3 separate regions of the Homo sapiens genome follow, and regions 1 and 2 are each linked to region 3. The links are chromatin loops, found by intact Hi-C in ENCODE. Cell type or tissue: endothelial cell of umbilical vein. All regions are shown on one strand. Region 1 has its middle 36 kb from the start of RAPGEF1. Region 2 has its middle 57 kb from the start of RAPGEF1. Region 3 has its middle 35 kb from the start of MED27.

What was found. A loop is a pair of places that touch in the nucleus more often than their neighbours do. Peaks named below come from ENCODE experiments on the same cell type or tissue, not always from the same donor. Only the 100,000 strongest peaks of a DNase experiment are listed, where the experiment ranks them.
Region 1: a loop joins it to region 3, with 2.8 times the contacts of the local background. A loop is called at or near these places in 6 of 110 quality-filtered maps.
Region 2: it touches region 3 in a loop (3-fold over the local background); 6 of 110 quality-filtered maps call a loop at or near these places.

What each region holds. Positions count from the first base shown.
Region 1 is chr9:131,771,918-131,779,917 of GRCh38, reverse strand. No RefSeq gene overlaps it. Among named protein-coding and RNA genes, the nearest start is that of RAPGEF1, 36 kb to the right of the region's middle. In endothelial cell of umbilical vein, no CTCF peak of the experiment used is centred here; no DNase peak of the experiment used is centred here.
Region 2 is chr9:131,792,780-131,800,779 of GRCh38, reverse strand. No RefSeq gene overlaps it. Among named protein-coding and RNA genes, the nearest start is that of RAPGEF1, 57 kb to the right of the region's middle. RefSeq lists a silencer at 1,268-1,458 and an enhancer at 6,251-6,755. In endothelial cell of umbilical vein, no CTCF peak of the experiment used is centred here; no DNase peak of the experiment used is centred here.
Region 3 is chr9:132,110,381-132,118,380 of GRCh38, reverse strand. No RefSeq gene overlaps it. Among named protein-coding and RNA genes, the nearest start is that of MED27, 35 kb to the right of the region's middle. In endothelial cell of umbilical vein, no CTCF peak of the experiment used is centred here; a DNase peak (open chromatin) is centred at 4,090; H3K27me3 peaks cover 225 bases.

The DNA of each region.
Region 1 (8,000 bases), 340 kb after region 3:
AGTGAGCCGAGATCGTGCCATTGCACTCCAGCCTGGGCGACAGAGTGAGACTCCATCTCAGAAAAAAAAAAAAAGAACACTAACCAGGTATGGGTCCTCACAACACATCTGGTTTATTCTCAGCCCTCTGCACACTCTGTCTCATCAGACTTTCACAAGAGTGCAACGGGGTGAGGATTGCTCTTCCCCTTTTATCAGTGAGGAAATAGAGACTCAGAGGGGTCAAGCAGTTTCTCAGGGTCACACATCTGCAAAAGCAGCAGAGCCAGACTGAGGGCACCTGTGAAGCCACGGGGTCCCATACCAGGAACCTACAGTGTATCGCCTCACTATAAAATGGAAACAAAGGCCAGGCACAATGGCTCATGCCTGTAATACCAATGCTGTGAGAGGCCAAGATGAGAGGATCACTTGAACCTAGGAGTTCGGGACTAGGCTGGACAATGTAGCAAGACCTCATCTCTACAGAAAATTTAAAAATTAGCCAGGCATGGTGGTGCATGCCTGTGGTCCCAGCTCCTCAGGAGGTTGAGGTGGGAGGATTGCTTGAGCCCAGGAGAGTGTGGCTGCAGTAAGTCATGATTGTGCCACTGCACTCCTGCCTGGGCAACAGAGTGAGACCCTGTCTCAAAAAAAGAAAAAGAAAATAAAGAGCGAGAGGCAAATCCAAAGTTGCATAGTTGTTCTATTTGTTTCCCATTGCTGCCCTAACAAATTCCCACAAACTCAGTAGCTTAAAACAACACGAATGTGTTACAGTTCTGGAGGTCAAAAGTCCTAAAATCGAGGTGTCGGCAAGACTGCATTCCTTCTGGAGCCTCTAGGGAGGAATCTGTTCCTTGCCTTCTACCGCTTCTACAGGCCGCCTGCATTCCTTGGCTCCTGGCCCCTTCTTCCATCTCTGAAGCCAGCAGCATAGCCTCTTCCTGTCTCTCTCTTTCTGACCTCTGCTTCCATTGTCACACCTCCTTCTCTGGCTCTGACCTTTGTGATTCCATCGGGCTCACTCAGATAATCCAGGATCATCTCCCCACCTCAAAACCCTTGATTTAATCACATCTGCAAAGTCTCTTTTGCCACGTCAGGGAACACATTCGAAGATTCCAGGGATTAGGACAGGAACATCTTGGTGGGGAGCATAGTTTTGTCTCCCACAGCTGTCTTCCCTGCAAAGACTACACTTGTCACCAGTGAGTGGAGAGGGGTGGGAAAAAACCAATGACAGAAGGTTCCATAAGAAAGCTCAGACTTCACTGAGAGGCCATGAGAAGCCCATGAAGGAAGCAAATCCCCCTTTCGCTCCCTAGGAGCAGCTCAGGGAAAGCTGGGGCAGAGGCACTGACACCCAATCAGGCTGACCTCATGCCAGTGTCAGGGTGAGGCCCTTTTTTTTTTTTTTTTCTGAGAAGGAATCTTACTCTGTCACCCAGGCTGGAGTGCAGTGGTATAATCTGAGCTCACTGAAACCTCTGCCTCCCAGGTTCAAGCGATCCTCCTGCCTCAGCCTCCCAAGTAGCTGGGATTACAGGCATGCACTACCACGCCAGGCTAATTTTTGTATTTTTAGCAGAGATGGGATTTCTCTATGTTAGCTAGGCTGGTCTTGACCCCCTGACCTCAAATGAGCTACCTGCCTCAGCCTACCAAAGTGCTGGGATTACAGGCACGTACCACTTTGCCTGGCCCCTTTGTCATCTTTTATCCCCTACCAGCCTAATAAGGTCACTCCCTGGGAAGGAGTGCTGGGATCTAGAACCCAGCATTCCCTGTTTGAACAGGCATCCCTGCATGAGGTCTAGGGAGCTGACACACTGCATCTATGTCTAGCTTCATGGCCCTGGAGAGCTGCAAGAACTCCAGGGGCAGCGGGCACCCAGCTGCCCCTCAAGCTGCTGAGCCTATCAGAAGGACACTGCACTGTTTCCTCCATTCACTCCTTCACCCAAGATAAGTTGATCAGGCAACTACTCTGGGGCAGGCCCTGTGCCAGGCACTCAGATGCAGCTGGAAAAGAGGCAGATGGGGCCCATGCCCTTGTAGGACTGGTGGTTTGGCAAGAGTTAGGTGTTAAGCACATAATCATTTAATTGCAGATGTGAAAAGTGTTCAGACAACATGGCATCTTTGAGAAAAGAGAGGCCTCATATGGTGCATTTTCTTTCCTTTTCTTGAGACACGGTCTTGTTTTTTACCCAAGCTGGAGTGCAGTGGCACGAACACAGCTCACAGCAGCCTCAACCTCTGGGGTGCAAGGGATCCTCTGGCTTCAGCCTCCACAAGTAGCTGGCACCATCACACTCCACTAATTTTTGTATTTTTTGTAGAGACGAGGTTTCACCTTGTTGCCCAGGCTGGTCTCAAACTTCTGGGCTCAAGCAATTCTCCTGCCTTGGCCTCCCAAAATGCTGAGACTACAGGTGTGAGCCACTGTGCCCTGGCGTATGGTGCATTTTCTAGATAACTGAAGGTACCTCCTTGAAGGAATGAAATATAAGTGGCTGGAAGAGGAAGAAGAGGGAGAAAATCAAGTCTCTCTGAAATGCACCGCTTATGTTCTCAGTTATCAGTTTCATGGTGCAGCCTTTGACCTGATGCATTCCTGCTCTGGGCTGTGAGGTGCTTCTACTGTTTTGGGCTCTCTCTGTTTTTTTGTGTGTGTGTTGTTGTTGTTGTTGTTTTCTTTTTTCTTCTTCTTTCTTTTTTTTTTTTTTTTTTTTTTTTGAGACGTAGTCTCTCTCTGTCTCCCAGGCTAGAGTGCAGTGGCACAATCTCAGCTCACTGCAACTACCGCCTCCCAGGTTCAAGCAATTTCCCTGCCTCAGCCTCCCAAGCAGCTGGGATTACAGGTGCACATCACCATGCCTGGCTAATTTTTGTATTTTTAGTAGAGAAGGGGTTTCACCATGTTGGACAGGCTGGTCTCGAACCCCTGACTTCAGTTGACTCACCCGCCTCGGCCTCCCAAAGTACTGTGATTATAGGCATGAGCCACTGCGCCTGACCTCTCTGGTTTGGTGTCACATCCCTTTCCTCACAGTCTGACCATTGGTACCACTTCTCCCGGGGGAAGGGACTTGGCTCTCGGAGTGTCACCTCTGCTGTTCTGCTACTGCACATCCTATGACTGGTCACCAGAAGGCCAGGTGGGAAACGTGTGCAGTCCCTCCCCTCTGGGGTGGGGACTCCAGGCCCAAGCTTCACCATGAACCCAGGCCTGGAGTCTCTCAGAGCCTGGGAGCTGTCCAGGGTCCTGCACCGCTTGAGGCCTGAGGTTCACATCCCGGCCTGCCCAATGGTGGATTGTGAGGCCCTGGGCAAGTCCTACCCTATTTCCGAGCCCCAGGCTCCCCGTCTGAAAGATGGGCAGGACAGATCAGATGGTCTCCAGGGCTCCTGCTGGCTGCCTTCTTAGATCCTTTATATCCCAAAAGGATTGTCATGGGTCTTGGGCTCTTTTCTGGACTGGACAGACGACACTTGAAGGACAGGGGGTCAGCACCAAGTACAGATCTGGGCAGAGTGGATGTCCCACAAAAATATTGGCATAAAGAGCCAGCAAGCCTGCTGCAGGGAGTGAGGGCCTCGCTGACATTCTCAAATGATGCCCGTGGTAGGGCTGGCACAGACCCAGTGGCTGAGGCCCAAGGCTGCAGGCTCCCCACAGGGATGTGCCATCCTGCCACTCCATGGGGAACTGCAGGCATTCTGTCCTTGTTCAGGGAGGGGAGGGAGCTGGGGCTGGCCTGGGACACCAGGAATGGCTCCTTTGCTGAATTCTTATGAGGCCCCCACGGCTGGGTGTTCTCATCTCTCAGGAGGTGGGCTGGGTGGGGCAGCCTTCAGACTTGCACTTGGGAATCTACCATCCCTGGGTTCAAGTTCCACTCTCTCTCTTGCTAACCAGAGGTTAGGTCTTGGGAAAGTGGCATAGCCTCCTGTAGCCTCCACTTTCTCAACCGCACAAAGGACACCCACTTCATGGGCTCATTGTGGTGCTAACAGATAATAGGACCCAGTGAAGTGCATACCATGCAGTAAGCATCCAACATGTAAGTGGTGGGTGTTAAAATTATTCAACTGATCAGTTAGTCTACTGGTTTCAAGGCTGGTCTTGGGGAATCCCCTTCTGAGAAGCAGGGAAGGGGCAGTGGACCTAATGGTCTCTCAAGTCCCTTTCAAGCTCACACTCTGTGACCTACATGAGCTGTTGCCCTCCTGTCACTCCTCCTTCTAGCCCTAGGCTGTGGCCCTCCAGAAGGCCAGGGTCACTCTGCCTCTGGTTGCCCAGCAAACAGAAAGTCCTCTGTCAGAACGGACCAGCCAAGTGGGCAGAGTTCCTCACTGGGGCAGAGCTGCACTGGGGGCAGGTGTGCAATCTGGGGCAGGTGGGAAGGTGGCAAGGACAGGTGATGCCACCGTAACAGAAGGAGGAAGTGGCAGGGAGGCCCCCACAGCCCCAAAAGTATAGGTCATTCTTCCCCCCAGGTCAGAGGTCATCCCTCCCTCAAGGTCAGGGATAGGGCCCAACTTTCAGATGAGCCAGGAAAGCTCGCTGGATGGAAGAGCTCATGGAGAGTTTAAATTAAAGAGCCTGGTGTTGCTTCTGAAAAACAAACAAACAAACAAACAAACAAAAAACCCTCTCTCTGCATTGATTCCCTTTGAAAAGTATTTAGTTCAACACAGAGGAGAGGGTTGGAGGAAACAGAAGCCGGGAAGGGGGAATCACAGACGGGCTGTGATGTGACATGCATGGGCAAGAGGCCTGGCTCCCTAAGTCTGCAGTGCCAGTGACCTGGCCCTGCCTCAGGTGGGATTTGCCTCCTAAAAGGTAGCCACATTCAAACAGAGCTGAGACCTCCCAGCCCACCCCAGGGTCTGGCCGGCCAACCTGCCTTCTCCTGGCTGCCGTTCTGTCTGTCCTCTCTCCCCAGGAGAAGCCAGGGTGGTTGCAGTGACACAGCAAACTGCCTGGGCCCCAGGCAAGGAGCTTGGGGGCAGCCAGCTCTCTGCCACTGGGAGTCTCCTGAGACCTCACAAACTGCCCCAGCTTCCCTCAGTCTCCGCCGGTGTGCTGGCTCAGCAAGGCTGGTGAGCCCTGAGCTGTTGGACAGGGTGCAGCTGCCAGCTCCCAGCCACAGCCCGACTCCTTTTCCAGTGCCCCTTCCACAACTGCCACCCCAGCTGCCCTGGGGCCCCCAAACCCTGGGGGAGGCAGCTTAACCTGTCTGTGTCTCAAGCCATCTGTAAAATGAGGGCTTTCATGAAGCCGCAGGGGAGGGAGTGGGGCCCTGGGGTGCCGCAGAGGAGGCTGTGCAGGCAAAGAGCCAGAGCCCTTGAGCAGGGGGACTTTGAAAGTTACCAGAGTGACCTCCATTACCCAGGAACAAGAGGCAGCCAGGCCTCTGGACAGAGCAGAATCTGAGGCCTAAACATCAAACCCCTAGGCTCCTGGCTTCTTCTTTTGCTGAACCCCCCTTGGAGGCGTTGACTCATTCCCCTGTATTCTCCAAAGCAAGGGGAGAAGAAGGGCCACTCACCAACCCCAGCTGGACCCACAGACCCTTCCTGGCCCCACCTGCAAGTACCTGGGAGAGTGAATGGATTGGTCCTCCTTGGTCATGTGCTTACCTCGTCCAATCAGCTATGGGCACAGTCTGAACTCTTAGCTGAGAACCCCCACCCTCCGAGTGAGGGGAGGGGCATTCCCAACACCATTCGTCCTGAGTAGGAAGTCACTCCCACAGGTGTCCCAATAAGGGCCTGTAGCCCTGGTCTGGGAGTCAGAAAGAACTGAGTGGGAGAGGGTGAGTGGACTAGTCCAGTTCAGCACCTTGGACAGGTCACTCCAGTTTCTGATATAGCAAAGGAACTCATAGTCCCTGCCCGGCTGCCCGGCTGCCCAGCTGCCCTGCCTCACAGTGAGGCTGCCGAGGGGGCACCAAACAGCCAAGGGTGGGACTCAAATCCTCAGACACCTAGACTTCATCCAGGGCTCCCTCCACTACATCAACGCCCCAGGAGCAGGCTCTTCTCCCAGGCTATCCAAGGAGGGACCGACGCGGGCATTCATATATGAAGGCGTTCTAAAATGTAGGTTTTATTATTATTCAGGTATGGTGAGGCTAACAGATCAAGGGACTGCCATTAGAAAGAAGGTTTGTTGGCCGGGCGCAGTGGCTCAAGCCTGCAATCCCAGCACTTTGGGAGGCCAAGGCAGGCCGATCACGAGGTCAGGAGATCGAGACCATCCTGGCTAACAAGGTGAAACCCCATCTCTACTAAAAATACAAAAAAAAAAAAAAAAATAGCCGAGCGTGGTGGCGGGCACCTGTAGTCCCAGCTACTTGGGAGGCTGAGGCAGGAGAATGGCGTAAACCCGGGAGGCGGAGCTTGCAGTGAGCCGAGATCGCGCCACTGCACTCCAGCCTGGGCGACAGAGCAAGACTCCGTCTAAAAAAAAAAGAAGGTTTGTTATACCCACAGACCCCAAGAGGAGGGGACTCACCACATCACACAGGGCCAAACAGGAAACACAGGGCCACACAGGGAAACACCGAGGTCAGTCAAGAGGCAGAGGGAGCCAGGGGAAGGGGTGGCCAAGAGCCTTTATTGTGGTTCCCATGGGAATGAGCAGGATTGGGGTCAGCTCACTTGAATAATTTCAGGTTCTCTGGGGCATAGGGGCTGTTCCTAGTTGTCTGATACCTGGCCCTGGGGCGATTGGGGCAGGTAGGCAGGGGCCCAGAGTGTCAGAGTGAGGAAAAGGAGACTATTGGGGTGTGAACACCAGACTGCATGGTTTTCATATGAAAGGCGTGCTCCTAAGTGAGCCCTTTATTACCCCTGGGACTTGGCCCTGGGTGGGGGCAGTCCCTCCAGAGTCAGCAAGACCCCAAGATGTCAAAGCAATGGAAATGCAGAACATAAAAGGCAGGATTCATACAGAGGGTGGATGTCTCGGCCAAACTCCTGGGCAGCGACTGACCCCTCAGAGGCTCCCACTTGCCCAGCTCAGGAAGGGCGGTTCCCCAAGGAAGGGTGCTGGCATGGCGGTGAGTCAGCCCCAGTACCCACTCTGTCCCCCCGACCAGGCTGTCCTCCAACTCTCCACCTGCAGAGAGCCTCCAGCCATGCCTTGTCTTCCTCATCAGAGAGACCTGGTCCAGCCAGTGCTGGGCGGGGCTCTGAGCACAGCCCGCATGTCGGCGGCGGCTCCTGACATGGCTCCATCTAGCCTGACCGTGGACTGCTGGCGTGGGCCCAGGAGTCAGACTTGAGTTTGAGAACAGTCTCTGCTTCACAGTTGGGGGACCTCAGGGGAAATACGTAATCTCTTCAGACCCCAGAAAGAGCATTTTATTCAACCTCTTCATTTTTCTCCTCTTTTGAAGCCCAGAGAGATGGAGACGTGCCCAAGGCTGCAGAGTTAATTTGTACTCAGTGTACAGGGAATGGGTTTCTGATTCCAGGGCCCCATGTCAGCTCCACCAGCCTAACCATTTTACCATCCGCCTTTGCCACTCCCCTCCCTAGCGCCACTGGGCCCTGGCAACAGAGCAGGAGTGAGCAGAACCTTCCACAACCCCTCACTCTGGCTTCCCAGCCACTGCTGGCTTTGAAGCCGGTTTTTGTGACTTCGGAATATTGATTGTATTCCCTGCTGGCATGGCTGTTTGTTGGTCAGGCTTTTGTTTGGAAGAGTCCTCTTGCAGGCAGCCTGGGGTCACCTTCACATCCCGTCGGCCCTACCAGAGGATCTCCTGGCCACGGAGAAAGGCAGGGAAGAAAGGCAGGACCCTGGGGACACCCCATTCGATGGGGGTTATTCTTCCAGTGCAGCAGCAGCCCTGCTTCCAGGCAGAGGTGGAGAGGGCCTCCAAGTACCTTTGTGCAGCTGTGATTCTGCTGTCCAGAAAAGAAGAACTGGACCCCACAGAGGGCCAGAAGCCATTGCAGAGTTGAGCTGCAGCTTGGGCGGAGCTCAGGGATACCACAGG
Region 2 (8,000 bases), 320 kb after region 3:
CGTACAGCCTCAACATAAGTAAACAGCAGAGCGGGACTGGTTTCAGAATGTGTGTTGCCATTATGGGTCACTGCTATGAATCAGATGGACTGCTGGTTAAGAACTAGACCCTGAGGTCAGGCAGACCTTTGCTTGAACCCTAGCCCTCATGCATGTATGGCTTTAGGCAAGTTACCTCGTCCCTCTGAGCCTCCTATTATAATGGTGGTAATCATAGGATCTGCTTTCACAGAGTTACCATGGGTTTTCAGTGAGATAAAGCACAGGAAGTGCAGCACAGCCCCAACACAGCCTTAGTGCTCATTCACAGTGGCTGATGCCACTGCTGCTGATGTTGATATTCATGCAGAATTCAGGCTTGGCTCTGCTGGAAGGAGGTAAAAGAAGCAAGAACTGGGTCCCCTGAGAGCTCACAACTGAGTGGGGAGAAAGAGAGCACTTATGGAGAATATCTTGAAAAGCAGCGCTTGCTAAACTTGGCTCCAAGTTCAGTAGGTGGTCAGAGGAGCAAGAAGGCAGAGTGGGCTGAAGTGGTCAAGGGAGGCTTCCTGGAAGAGGAGAATCTGGAGACAGGCTCTAAAGGATGGGTCAGATGAGATGATGGAAAGTAGGAAGGGCAAAAGGCCTGGAGCTGGAAGGAGCAGTGGGCAGTGACCTGCAGAGAGGTTCCAGACAAGAGGAATGAGGGTGGGTGCACATCACAAATTTGGAGACACAAGATTGATTTGACTTTTGCCATAATGATGGCATTGGGGCCAGGTGCAGTGGCTCATACCTGTAATCTCAGCATCTTGAGAGGCCAAGGCAGGAGGACTGCTTGAGCCCAGGGGTTCATGACTAGCCAGGAAAACATAAGGAGACCCCATCTCTACAAAAAAAAAATTAGCTGGGCATGATGGTACATGCCTGTGCCCCAGCTACACAGGAGGCTGAGGCAGAGGGATCACATGAGCCTAGGAAGTTGAGGCTACAGTGAGCGGTGATCGTGCCACTGCACTCCAGCCTGAGTGAGAGCAAGAGTCTGTCAAAAAAAAAAAAATAGAATGAGTTAACAAATTGTGGTAGTTATGTATAGTTCATGTGATGGAATACTACACAGCAATGAAAAAAGGATGGCATTCGGAGCATGTTGGTGGGAGAGATGCCGATGTTTCCCTCATGAGGGAATTAGTGTTTGGTGACTGCAATAATGTGAAAACAAAAGTGCTTCCTCCAGTCTGGCAGTGATTGTCTGACGAATAACCTTTTGTGCAGGCCTCACCTCTCACTCTCTGCCTCCCTTTCCACTGCTTCTTTCCTTTCTGGACTCAGAATTCCTGAAGGAGTGGGACAGGCTTCCGCTGAGCACAGGCACTGAAAGGACAGCTGCCCTCACCAGTGGTTGTGCTTCAGCACCACGGACAGCTCCCCAGACACTCGCCACACCCTTAGGCTCAAAGTGCCAGTGACTTCCAGGGCCCCATAAAAGCACCTGCTAACCCACCCCCAGGAGCTGGCTGCTGCTCTCCCACCATGCCCACTCTCCAACCTCCTATGACTTTTTTTGTATCTTTTACTTCTCAAAGCTGAATTCTGTGTTCTAAGACATCAGCTGATACACTTGTCTCATTCATTTCAGTTTGTTGAGGATCCCGTCTGTGCCAGGCACCATGTTTATCCACTCATGGAAGTGGGCTATAGAGGACCTCTCTGGTTGCCACTAAAATCCATTGTGTCCAAGGTCTCCTGGACCCCCTGGGTGCCTTTGCCAGAGAAGTGACTCCGAAGAAGTGAAGGTAGGCACCTGGGGAGCCAGTCAGTGGGCAGCTGCACTATCCCAGTGCCCCCAACTCACTCGTTATTGCTAAAATAGCTGCTGTTGAGGGCACAGGGATGTTGCAGCAGCCACGGAAGCAGGCTGTGATGTAATGATTGCACTGAAACTACACACCCCCCTGCAAGGCGGTGCTGTGGCTATCAACACTTGACAAGTCAGCCCAGAGGGATGAGGCCACATTCCTCAAGCCACACAGCTGAGAAGACACAGAGCAGGACTGCCTGTGTTTCTGACTCCAGACCCCTCACTCCTTTTTCCCCTCCCTCTCTCTAGGCTCAACCACAGAGGGTCCTATTAAATTGAATTGCCATTTTCATGGGTCAGCAAATGGCTGAATATCAGAAGTGTCATGCGCCTCCACCTAGTATTTTCTCCACTGAGAGCATCTCTTCCCTTGCCAGGAATGTGCTACTTCCCACGGCTTCCAGGCCACTGGGTCTGGGCAGGGGTGACCTTCTCCACCCTGGGCAGGCTGGGAAGAGCTTCTCCTCTAGGGGAACTGCCTGCCCAGAGGTGGCCCCACTGAAGCAGCCCAGACTGTGACCCTTGCAGCAGCTAATGAACACAGGTCACAAAGAGAAAAGCAGCTTTGTGAAATAATCCTTGCTCTGGGAGGCTGCCTGGCGAGAGCTGGCGGCTTCATCAGAATGTTTATGGAGGGGAATTAATCAGGAAACTCGGTGGAGTCGCCTGTGGTGGGGAAGACTGAGGAAGGCGGCGGAGCTTGGGAGGGAGGGTGTTCCATCTGAGTAATCAATGCTGGAAATTATTCTGTGAATATCAATGGTCTAAACATGGCGTCAAGGCTGGAGGGCACCAGAAAACAAGAAAGGGCAGACTGATTGAGTCCTGCATGGCCCAATAACTGCCCAGCCTCTGCAGCTGCAAAGAAGGAAGGCTGTTGCCCTTCATTCACTCACCCACTCATTGATTCTTCCTTTCAATCAGGAGCCAGGCAGGCCCTCCAATAGGCAGGAACTTTGCTGGTTGCTGGGACCAGTGCAGTAGTCACAAGACAGACATGACCCTGCCTTCCTGGACTAGATTGCAAAGACATTTAGAATCAAACTCAGGGATTTTGAGCCTTTTTATAACTTTCCAAGTTCCTCTACCCTCTCTGACCTCTGTGCATAATCATTATTGTTTATTGAGCCTTACTGAGAGCCAGGCATGGTGCCATTCTCTCAGTAAATCCTGACAATCCATGTTTGGAGTAGACATCATTATTCTGAAGTTACAAATGTGGAATAAGGCTCAGAGAGGTCAAGGAACTTGCCCAAGGTCCCTGAGTTAGCCAGTGGCCATATGGATCTCAAACCCAGGTCAGTCTGAGTGCAGAGCCTACTCTCTTAGCCACTCTGACATACTGTTTCTCAAACGGAGTGCAACTTGTATATGCTTTGACCCGACTCTCCAATTGCCCTGGCTTCCCCATCCTCCCCACTTCCAGCTCACAGCCCTAATGCCTGTTCCTCTTGATTCTCCTTAATCCCTCATGCCTCTTATTCGCTTTGCGGCTGGAGGATAATTAGGCAAAATGAAACTATTTAAGGAAAACTGGAGTTCTTTGCAGACACTGAGAGGAAACCTCTGAAGGCTAAGCTTGTGGGAGTGACTCCAGCTGACGGCACCTCGTCCTTGGCATCTCAGGGCTCCTACCCATGCCTTCCCTATACTGTCCTGAGAATTGGCCCTAAGTTTCAGATCCATGCTACGGGCAGGGAACACAGTGCAAGGGGACAGGAAGAGTGCTGAGGATGTGATGTGGTCACACCGTGTCCTTCAGAGAGGCCCTTGGTCTCCTCTGAGTCTTTTTCTTTTTTTGAGAGAGAGTCTCACCCTTTCGCCCAGGCTGTAGTACAGTGGTGCGATCTTGGCTCACTGCAACCTCCACCTCCTGGATTCAAGCAATTCTCCTGCCTGAGCCTCCCGAGTAGCTGGGACTACAAATGCATGCCACCACGCCTGGTTAATTTTTGTATTTTTAGTAGAGGCGGGGTTTCATCATGTTGACCAGGCTGATCTCAAACTCCTGACCTCAGGTAATCTGCTCATCTCAGCTTCCCAAAGTGCTGAGATTACAGGTGTGAACCACCCACCGTGCCTGGCCTCCTCTGAGTCTTGTTCTCCCCAGTTGTTAACACAGGCACTAAGCTGGCTGACCTGTAAGCCCCTTCCAGTTCTGGCTGTCGGTGGGGGGCCTCCTGGCTGCTCTTCACTGTGGGACCAAAAGCTACAGCCTCGGTGGGGTGGCCCTGGGTGTGTCCTTTCCCCCTTGCTCCCACCAGTCTTCCCAAGGGCCCAACAGTCCCATCAGTCACTCGGCAGTAGTTGCAAGGCACCTGCCCTGGCTGGACATCATGGATGCAGCAGGGCCATGACCCAATCCAGTTGGGTCAGGCCTGTTGGAGGTGGGGTCTGGTGGGAGGCGACTGGATCATGAGAGCAGTTTCTAATGGTTTAGCACTATCCGCTGGGTGCTGTTCTCATGATATGGAGTTCTCAAGACACTGGGGTTTTTTTATGAAAAAAAAAAAAAAGATTTAATTGGCTTACAGTTCTGCGGGCTATACAGGAAGCATAGCAGCATGTGCTTCTAGGGAGGCCTCAGGAAGCTTCCAATCATAGAGAGGAAGGTGAAGGGGGAGCAGGCGTCTCACATGGCAGAGTGGGAGCGAGAGAGAAAGGGAGGGTGCCACGTTTTTAAACAAGAGATCTGGTTGTTTAAAAGTGTGTTGGGCCAGCCACGGTGGCTCACACCTGTAATCCCAGCACTTTGGGAAGCTGAGGCAGGCAGATCACTTGAGGTCAGGAGTTCGAGACCAGCCTGGCCAACATAGTAAAACAAAAATTAGCCGGGCATGGTGGCATGTGCCTGTAATCCCAGCTACTGGGGAAGCTGAGGCAGGAAAATCACTTGAACCCAGGAGGCGGAGGTTGCAGTGAGCCAAGATCGCACCACTGCACTCCAGCCTGGGCAACAGAGTGAGACTCCATCTAAAAAAAAAAAAAAAGCGTGTTGCACCTCCCCTTCTCTCTCTTCCTCCTGCTCAGGCCATCTAAAATCTGCCTACTTCCCCTTCACCTTCTGCCTTGATTGTAAGTTTCCTGAGGTCTCCCCAGCCACGCTTCCTGTACAGCCTGTGGAACTGTGAGCCAATTAAACCTCTTTTCTTTATAAATTACAGTCTCAAGTATTTCTTAATAGCAGTGCAAGAATAGCCTAGGACAGTGACTTTATTTGGAATAAGGGTCTTTGCAGATGTCATTAAGGTAAGGCTCTGAAGATGAGATCATCCTGGATTGGAGTGGACCCTAAACCCGACGATAGTGTCCTTTTAAGAGACTAAAAAGAAAACAGATGCATGGAGAAAAGAATTGTGTGAAGACAGGTAGAGATTGGAGCCATGCAGCCAAAAGCCAAGCAAGACTAGGGATTGCCTGAAGCCAGGAGAGGCACGAAATAGATTCTCTCTGAGCCTCCAGAGGGACCCAACCCTCCCAACACCTTGATTTTGAACTCTGGGCCTCCAGAACTGTGAGAGGATAAATTTCCATTGTTTTAAGCAACCGCTTTGTGGTCATTTGTTACAGCAGCCACGGGAAACTAACACAATGTCCAAGGCCCTGTCCTGGTCTGAGGCATCAGGGACAGCACCCTAGAGGAAGCGACATTTGATCAGAAGCCTGAAAGCTAAAGGAGGTATATGAGTTAGCAGCAGAGAGCATTCCAGGCTGAGGAAATAGCAGGTGCAAGGGCCCCAAGGCAGGAAATAGGTTCTGAAGGAAGGAAAGACCCAGAGGACTGGCACATTGGGGAGGGAGGAGGTAATGCCAGATGCTTCTTGAGAGGTGGGCAGAGGAAGACCCCCTTCCCCAGAGGAGTCTGTACTTTCTGCTGAAAGAATAGGATGCTGCTTCCAGCCTGGAATCAGAGAGGTCAGCCCCGTGGGACCTGAGTCTGGCTGGTCTCTGCCCTTCCCATGCCTGCGGCTCTGGATTAATACTAGCTGATGGACGGATGGGCTTCGTTGTGCTGTGTTCGAGGAGTGCAGTTCACCCTGAGTGTATCTGTGGTGTGCTCACTGCCTCCCAGGACCGTGTGTCACCCCTCCCTGTCTCTGCGTCCATCCTGAGTCCTTTGTCCCATGTCAGACAACCCCTTGCAGTGTACCTGTCTCCTCAACCCCCAATTCCTGTACCCCAAGCTTGTCGTGTTAACAGGAGACTTCCCTTCCCTTTGTCACCCTTCCCTTTGTCATCCTCAGACTGAATTAAAATAGCATTGCCACAGAGCCGTATCCGAGGAATTCCGAGTCCCCGGTGACTTCATTAGCTCCAGCGCCTTGAGTCATTCGAACCACGGTGCTTTCTTGTCCCGTCCCCTCCTCCCTGCAGAGGGGGTCTTATTAGCTGGGAAATATGAACCACTTAGTAGTTGCATTAACTCGGTGCTTCCAACACGTTTCATCTCTGCCTTTCTTCCCGCCCTGCCCTCTCCCGTGTCTCTGCCTCTCTACTCATTAGCCGGAGGTGCCTCCACTCTGGCTTTCTCCCTGGCACTCCATCGCTCTACCCCTTCCCTTCCTCGTCTCTCACATCTGTTTCAGAATCAAAGGATGTGAACACCTTCAACCAGAACCTCCTCCTTTAGGGAATGCTTAATGCCCACGGGCTCGGCCTCCCCCACATGGCATCAGGACCCTGCCCACCTCACCTACACCAGGTGCCCAGAGGTGTCCAGGAGCTTCTGAAGTGGGCATCATGCATGCCCCTACAGCGGTTTCAGCCGCAGCCCCCACATGGCCCCTCACCCTGCTCCCCTTTGCTGTCCTGGCCTCTACCCACAGTCCGGACCTGGGGTACTTCCCTCCGACCCTGGAAGAATGTCAGTGTCCCCACCAATGGGGCCGCTGCCAGGAGCTGCCAGACCCCCGTCCCCCACATTCCCTGGGGATGCCTCCATGGTCATCTGGGCCCAACAGGAGCGTGGCTGGAGTGTGGCCTGCTCCAGAGGCCACCAGCTGACCCTCAGCCACCCCACCTCTCCCTGCCCTCCCTCTGGGGGTCAGCAGCCATCCATGGCCACCTCACACACTCTCATGTGTTCTGGTGTCTCCTGCTCCTACCTCGTAAAAACCTCTCTTTATGCTGGGCATGATGGCTCACACCTGTAATCCCAGCATTCTGGGAGGCCGAGGCAGGCAGATCACTTGAGGCTGGGAGTTCAAGACCAACCTGGGCAACATGTGAGACCTCAAATAAAAAATATTTTAAAATAGGCTGACCGTGATGGCTCACACCTGTAATCCCAGCACTTTGTGAGTCCAAAGTGGGCAGGTCACCAGATGTCAGGAATTCGTGATCACCCTGGCCAACATGTACTAAAATACAAAATTTAGCTGTACATGTTGGTGCATGCCTGTAATCCCAGCTACTTGAGAGGCTGAAGCAGGAAAATTGCTTGAACACGGTTGGCGGAGGTTGCAGTGAACCAAGATCACACCACTGCACTCCAGCCTTGGTGACAGAGTAAGACTCCATCTCAAAAAAAATTTTTTTTAGTAAAAAAATAAAAGAAATTACCCAGGTGTGGTGGTGCATGCCTGTAATCCCAGCTACTTGGGAGGCTGAGGCAGGAGGATCACTTGAGCCTGGGAGGCAGAAGCTGCAGTGAGCCATGATCACACCACTGCACTCCAGCCTGCGTGACGGAACAAGACCCTTTCTCAAAAAACAAAAACAAAAATAAAAAAACCCTCTCTCTCCTCCCAGTTCTCCTGAGAAGGCTGCAGTGGGCATGGCTAGGGTGTCACAGACCCTGCCGTGTGGGGAAGGGGCTACTGTCACAGCAACCAGCATAGCCTGGAAGGACATCAGTGCTCATGCAGAGAGAGAGGGAAAACAGACCAAGACCCAGGTGGGGTCCCGGAGGCTGAAGGGGGTGTCAGGCCGCTGTTGGTCTCAGGGGAGCCTTCCCTGTCACTCCCACTTCTGGGCTCGTGCCTCCAACTGGGTTGAATGTAACCAACTTTCACTGGGCATTCCTTGTGCCAGGCCCTGTGCTAGGCTCTGGGCATTTGGGGGCGAAACGTCGAGAGAGAGATCATAAGTAAACAGTACAAGGGAGGGAGGGGCCGGAGCCTAGTCCTGCAGCCCGACAGCCTCTGTTCTCCAAACACCA
Region 3 (8,000 bases):
GTGTCATTCTAGGGCTTAGTTGTCTCCCAAACTGGGGAGCTGTTGACAGATGGGGAGACTGAGGACCAGGGAGTTTGAATGACTTGACTGGGATCACATCTCCCCAACTGGGGAGCTGTTGACCCATACACTTTTAGGGAGGAGACACAAATTTCAAAGAAGGCTGGAACTCCAGCTCTGCATGTTTATTATAAGCCTCAGGACACAAATGACTCCCGACCATTTCGCTCCTAACACCTCAGGGACTTTGCATGATGACTAAACAGTAGGTTCCTCCCCAGACATTTAATGATCAGCCTTTTCTGGGACTCCTGGTCCAGTTCTTTCTCAGCAGTGCCCATCCAGACTCTCCTGTAGTGCAAAAAGCTAGAGGCAGGGTCCTCACCAAGCCCTGTCTCTTTGTCCAAGCCTCCCACCCCCAGCGCTTGCAGTGCCCCCTCATAGATGAAGCCAGGTATTTGCAAACAGCTTCAGCACACATGCACGCAATCAATATCACAAAAGATAAATCTGCTGCAATTGACTCCAGGCTGTACTGTCACTAAGTGACGATGAAAAATGATCAGCACTTGAATACATTGCATTTTTATCTTTAAATCTTTCTACAGAAGTGGTGTCAATATCAGAGTACTAAATAATCTCTAGATAGCAGGAAGATGCAAGAACATTTTTTTTTCTTCATGGAAGATGGATGTAGCTTTTTCGAAGGCCTTAAATACTGAAACAAGGAATTAGCTCTCTAAATGCCCTACAATGACTGGCTGCCTTGTCAGTCCTCTGAGGGCGATTTGAGTACCTAACTCCACTCTTCCATCAGTGTTCTTTAAATAACAGTGCTTGGCTCTGAGGACTAGGGACCTTTTCCAAGCCCTAATGAATCCATAAATCAAGGTTTACTGCATCTTCTTCCTCAGGCCAAGCTTAGTGAGTTGATGGGGGAAATCGAGGCAAGGGGAAGAGTCTTGTCTAACCAAAGTCACATAGGAACTCAATTTTCTACCAGAGTGGACACCTATCATCCTTCAGAAGGGGACAGGGCCAATTTCTCTTGGGGCTATAAGGTAAAAGTTACATAAGCAACCAGGTAACCGGTTACCATCATCAAATACTTGCTGGGCTCTATTAACCGTAAGACACTGATAGACATTAGAAATGTAGAGAAATCAGCCTTACTCTTTTGAGCTTTTAAGGCATGGGGGGAAGGATATTTGCTTAGCCACAATAACCACTATACATTGATCAGTAACAGCACCAGACACTGTGCCAAGAACCCTACATGCACCCTCTCGGCAGAGTGAGCCTCACAGTAGTCCTGCAAGGTGGATATCATTAACCCCGTTTTACCAAGGAGACAATATTGCCAGTGGCAGAGCCAGGGAAGGCAGAAGACCTGGGCTTGAGTCCCAGTTCTGTGTGTCCTGGGGCAAGCCAGAGCCATCTTTAGCCCCTCATAAGCAAAATGAGGGGAGTCAGACTCCATGATCTCCAAGGACCCCCAGCCTTTATCATCATTGGTTCTGTGAATATTCAAATAATGGGCGGACTGTGGCCCACACCCCCAGTGTTCACTGAATGTTGGCTGTGAGCCGGGGCAGGTGAGGACACGGAGGGCAGGTGCAGACAGAACACATCCCCACCCACAAGTCCACTGGTTTGCAGAGCTCTATTGAGCAATACATTTTTTTGCTTGACAAGTGAAGAGAGAGATTATAGGTACTGTATTTGTCCATTCTCATGCTGCTCAGAAAGACACACCTAAGACTGGGTAATTTATAAAGGAAAGAGGTTTAATTGACCCACAGTTCAGCATGGCTAGAGAGGTCTCAGGAAACTTACAATCATGGCGGAAGTGGAAGCAAACACGTCCTTCTTTACATGGCAGCAGGAAGGGGAACTGTAGAGCGAAGTGAGAGAAAGTCCCTTATAAAACCATTAGACCCCATGAGAACTCACTCACTATCAGGAGAACAGCATGGGAGCAACCACCCCCATGATTCAATTACCCCTCACTGGGTCCCTCCCACGACACGTGGGGATTACGGGGTCTACAGTTCAAAATGAGATTTGGGTGGAGACACAGCCAAACCATATCAGGTACCTATTTTTCCCATAAAGTTATTTCAAAAATAATGAGTTCTAGTGTGCCTGGCCCTGGGGGAGGGTGGAGAGGTTGATATGGAACACACTAAGAAGAAAACAAAGTTTCTGACTTGAAAAAATTTGCAATTCTGCTGGAGAAAAGTGATCAGTGCCCAATATAATATCCTATACAACTGAGTATGGGAACAGGGGCTGAGGAGGCCATGGGATAGGAGACAGACGCCTGGAGATGGAGCCCAGGGTCCTCTGGTCTATGGTCGGTCATTAGGGAGCTAGGGTAAGGCACTCCAACTTTGGAGCAGAAGTCCCTTTTACAATGCAGACCTAGTCAGAATCAGCATAGGACACATAAACACAGAAATTTGCTCTCTCTGAGAAGTAGCCTGTGGATGCCTTGCTGACTTGGGAAACACTCAAATCTAATCAAGGTGACCAGGGTATATCTGGTCACTGACTAAGAAAGTGGTAACCTAATTGATTTTGCTCTAACCTGTCTGGAGAGGAATTATTAACAGAAAAGTACTGGTCAGCATCAAGCATAAAAGATAGATAGACAGCAGGAACTGGTCAGTCTTTACTGAGTACTGGACTAGGGAGAGAAACGCTGTCTGAAGCAGCATTTTCCTACATCCCTTCTACAGCACAACATTCCCCTGAGATGCTCAGGGAAAAGGTTCCAGGAACAAATGCAGATGGGAAAGGTTGCACACCATGTCCTTTCTGTGAGAGCCAGTGTGAGGACTAGGACATTAAATCTACTGCAGTCCAGAGAAGTTCTGCAGAAAGGAGACACGCTGAACCTTGTTTAACCTGGCACTTCCCAAACTTATTTGGGAGTGGGGTAGGGTGAGGAATGTCTGTGAATATAAAACACAGTTTAGAAAATAATACTCTAAAGATTGAGACCAAAGGCAAGAACTGGCCTCACAGAAAAAGATGAGAAACAGCAGGAAACAATTTTGAGGAGATGAAATGCCTTAAATGCTAAACTAAGATATACAACTGATGTGGAAGATCCCCTCAGCATATTGCATTAGATGAAAAAAGCTAGGTGCGGAAGAGTGTGTAAAGCATGCATTCATTACCTTTAGCAAAAGGGGTACAAAAATATATTAAGACATATTATTTTTGAAAATATTTGCTTATATAGCTGCAAGACATCCCTGGACACATAAATATGAAATTAATAACATTTGCAGATGACTCCAGGGAAAAATAGAGGGGACAGATAGACTTATCACTGAATGCTTTCAAATTCTGAATCATGTAAAAATATTACCTATTAAAAAGTAAAAGAAAAATACCCTGCAGTATATTGATATCATTAAATGTGGATGAACTTAAAAAGCCGAGTGCGGTGGCTCGCGCCTGTAATCCCAGCACCTTGGGAGGCCGAGGTGGGTGGATCACGAGGTCAAGAGATCTAGACCATCCTGGCCAACATGGTGAAACCCCGTCTCTACTACAAATAAAAAAATTAGCTGGGCGTGGTGGCATGCGCCTGTGGTCCCAGCTGCTCAGGAGGCTGAGGCAGGAGAATGACTGGAACCCGGGAGGCAGAGGTTGCAGTGAGCCGAGGTCCTGCCACCGCACTCCAGCCTGGTGGCAGAGCGAGACTCCGTCTCAAAAAAAAAAAAGCAACTAAGAGTCATCATTCCTCTTTATATACTTCAGTGGCTTTCCACCTCTCTTGGGATAAAGTCCAGGCCTCCAGAGTCCCTGCCTAGTCTGTCTCACCCCTCTTCACGTTTCCATTTTCCACTGTAGCCATGGTGGCATTTTGGCAGCTCTTCAGACAAGTCTTCGTCTTTCCCTTTTCAGAGTTTGTACAGAAGCCTGGCATATTCTCTTCCCCGATGTTCATCTAGAAAACCCGCACTCATCCTTTAGGTCTCACAGTAGACATTCTGGCCTGCCTCATCAGCTGCTTCCCAGGTGCTGACCGCACTGCCCAGCCTCCTCCACCCGCCTGCGCTCTGCTGGGCGCTGTCCATGGTGCTGAGGGCACTGTGGCGGGCTGGGTTAAGTCGGCCCTCGTGGAGCTCGGATGCTGGGGTGATGGAAACTGAATATATGCGGGAAAGTAAATGCACATACAGTATTTCTTAATATTCCCCTTTTCTCTCATAGTCTCATTTGGATCATAAGTTACATCGTTACTTGAGTTATGAAAAAAATAAAGCACACCGAAATAAAAGGGTGTTGTCACTGCCCTGAGTGCCAAGCTTTTTTATGATCCTTGGGTTGAACGTGTGTAAAAAACAAACAAGCAGAAACAGAAAGACAAAGTAAACAAAAAAGAGTTGCCTTAAAACCCGCTAGAAAGCAAGAGAGCAGGGTCTTATCCCTCATGAAGGTCCCTTCTGCTTTGGGTAGCTTTTCATAGGAGACTTCTTTTGTCTGTAATCTTTCAACAGTCCTGGAAATACTGAACTGTAGTGAAGTTAAACCTTGATCCCGGCAAAGTGAAAGTGAGGTTTCCATTATATAATAAGTGAGTGGCTGGGCGCGGTGGCTCATGCCTGTAATCCCAGCACATTGGGAGGCCAAGGCGGGCAGATCACGAGGTCAGAAGTTTGAGACCAGCCTGGCCAGCATAGTGAAACCCCATCTCTACTAAAAAATACAAAAATTAGCGGGGCATGATGGCACGCACCTGTAGTCCCAGCTACTCAGGAGGCTGAGGCAGGAGAATCGCGTGAACCCAGGAGGTGGAGGTTGCAGTGAGTGGAGATTACACCACTGCACTCCAGCCTGGGTGACAGAGTGAGACTCCGTCAAAATAAATTAATAAATAAATAACCAAAACCAAAACCAAAACAAAAAGTACATGAGTGTCTTTCTAATCAACCTATTGCGGAGTGTTGCACTAGGAACAAGGACACAAAGATAAAGCTAGGGGCTAAAAGAGTGTGCTCCCTGGCACCCTTTATCCTCCATTCAAAGTGTCCTAGAGTGGAAGCAGTTTATTTATGAAGATGCTGTAAGGTTTTTGTTTGTTTATTTGTTTTTTTGTTTTTTGAGATGGAGTCTCACTCTGTCACCCAGACTGGAGTACAGTGGCAGGATCTTGGCTCACTGCAACCTCCGCCTCCCAGGTTCAAGCGATTCTCCTGCCTCAGCCTCCTGAGTAACTGGGATTACAGGCGCATGCTACCACACCTGGCTAATTTTTGTATTTTTTAGTAGACATAGGGTTTCACTGCATTGGCCAGGCTGATCTCGAATTCCTGACCTGAAGTAATCCACATGCTTCAGTCTCCCAAAGTGCTGGGATTATAGGCATGAGCCACTGCACCTGGCTGATGCTGTAAACTTTAAAAATTGACATTGTATGCCAGGTGCAGTGGCTCGTACCTGTAATCCCAGCACTTTGGGAGGTCGAGGCTGGAGGGTCACTTGAGACCAGGAGTTCAAGACTCACCTGGACAATACAGTGAGACCCCGTCTCTAAATATATATATACATACATAAAATTAAATTGTAGACCTGGACAAATGTCTTTCCACCGCCAGTCATTAATCCATTTGTCCTTGTTGATTGCTACTGACTGAATCCTGATCTGGTTACCTTGTTTAAAGTTTGGGGGCGTTACTTCCCCAGGATAGAAAACATGCATTTTGGAGAGTAAAAGTGGAAGATTCAGCCTTGATCAATGAAAATATTTTATTTGTGTAGCTGAAAGTCTTAATCAGAATTAGGATCCAATCCTCCAAGCATGTCATTATCAACCACGGTCTTTCAGGAGTGAGTGCCTCTTTGTAAATACATGCAGTTCCTGACGTGATGCCAGAGGAACATTTTGGGACAGTCTTTTCTCTTCCTCTCTGTACCCAGAATCTGAAATTGCCCAGCTCTATTTGAGACAGGAACTCAGATGCAGATTTCTAGGCTGTATTCTGTTATAGACGGCTGTCATTCTAACCCCCAACCACTACCTGCAGGAAACAAAATTAGGATGTTTGTATCAACCTGAGTGTTCCTAACCAATATCTTTAAAGATTTCATTTGTATTACCATTGGGATCATGTGTGGGGTTTCATTTTCTGGTTTTGGTTTAATTTTTTTTTGCTGCTCATGATTATTTATTAAACACAATATACAGTGCATGAGTTTTTGAAACTTTTGGGGGGAAGAAAACCCCTTTTTTAAAAAAGACAACTACTCAGGTCTCAAGATACATGAGGTGAAAGTAGAACTGTTTTAATTATAGGCTTGAGGCTCCACTCTCTGCTCATCCCTTCCTCATCCCTCCCTTCATCATAACATTTTGGAATCCAAATTTTACAGTCATGGAGGATTCCAGAAACCAGTCTAATAACTCCACTGTATAGATGGAGAAACTAGGCCTAGTGGGATTCAATGTCTTGCAGGCGGAACCTTTATGATACTTCTAAGGAACCTTGGTGCCTTGGAGAAGTCCGTTTGAAAACTACTGCTATGGAAGAATAGGTCTGCCTTGATGTGGGGAGATCTTACCTCTGCCCTTAACTCTTGGGCCTGGAACAAGTCATTGAGCCCCACTGGGCCCAGTTTCTCCATCTATACGGTGGAGTTATTAGACTGGTTTCTGGAATCTCCAATGACTGTAAAATCTGGATTCGAAAATTTTATGATTTTCATATTCTGAAAGTCTGTGGTTTAAGATTGTATTCGTTTGTTTCTATGCTGCCAATAACGACATACTCAAGTCTGGGTAATTTATAAAGAAAAAGAGGTTGAATGGGCCACAGGTACACGACACCACACCCGGCTAATCTTGTTTGCTTGTTTGTTTTGGTAGAGACGGTGGTGCGGGAGGGGTCTCACTTTGTTGCTCAGGCTGGTCTTGAACTACTGAGCTCAAGCGATCCACCTACCTCAGCCTCCCAAAGTGCCAGGATTACAAGTGTGAGCCACCGCGCCTGGCCTCAAAATACATTTGGATGGTGGAACAATCCGGACTTGATGACTGATTAGATGACATGCCACACATGATAAGACACCGCCAATGTAGAAAACAAAGAGCAAATTTTGATTCCAGCCTTAAAGGTCGTGAGGGTGATGTTCAGAATGCAGATGTTGGGCTGAAATTGGACTGCTTCTCACGTGGGCAACCTCAGGAAGCTTGCGTTGGGTAAAGAGCGGCAGGGATGTACTTATTTAACAATTGTCCAGGGCCCTTCTGAACCATGCAAGATAGACTGGCTGGTGTGGATGTAAATAGAAATTAATAGAATACATATAAAGAGTATACTTAACCAAAAGTGGAATTGTAAGCAATCTTCATTTTCTTTTTCATGAGCTTCTATATTTTATTTTTCTTTTCTTTTTATTCTTTCCTTCTTTGTCTCTATTTCTCTTTCCTTTCCTTTTTTTTTTTTTTTTTTTTTTTTCCAGACAACATCTTGCTGTGTTGCCCAGGCTGAAGTGCAGTGGCACAATCTCGGCTCACTGCAACCTCCGCCTCCCAGGTTCAAGTGATTCTCTGGCCTCAGCCTCCTGACTAGCTAGGATTACAGGCACCTACCATCATGCCCAGGTAATTTTTGTATTTTTAGTAGAGACAGGGTTTCACCATGTTGGGCAGGCTGGTCTTGAACTACTGACCTCATGATCTGCCTGCCTCAGCCTCCCAAAGTGCTCGATTACAGGCGTGAGCCACTGCGCCCATCTGGCCTTCCTTCCTTCCTTCCTTTCTCTCTCCTTCCTTCCTTCTTCCTTCCTTCTTCCTTCCTTCTTCCTTCCTTCCTTCTTTCCTTCCTCTCTCCTTCCTTCCTTCCTCCCTTCCTTCTTTCTTTCTTTCTTTCTTTCTTTCTTTCTTTCTTTCTTTCTTTCTTTCTTTCTTTCTTTCTTTCTTCCTTTCTTCTTTCTTTCCTTTTCTTCCTTTTTTGAGACAGGGCCTCACTCTGTTGCCAGGT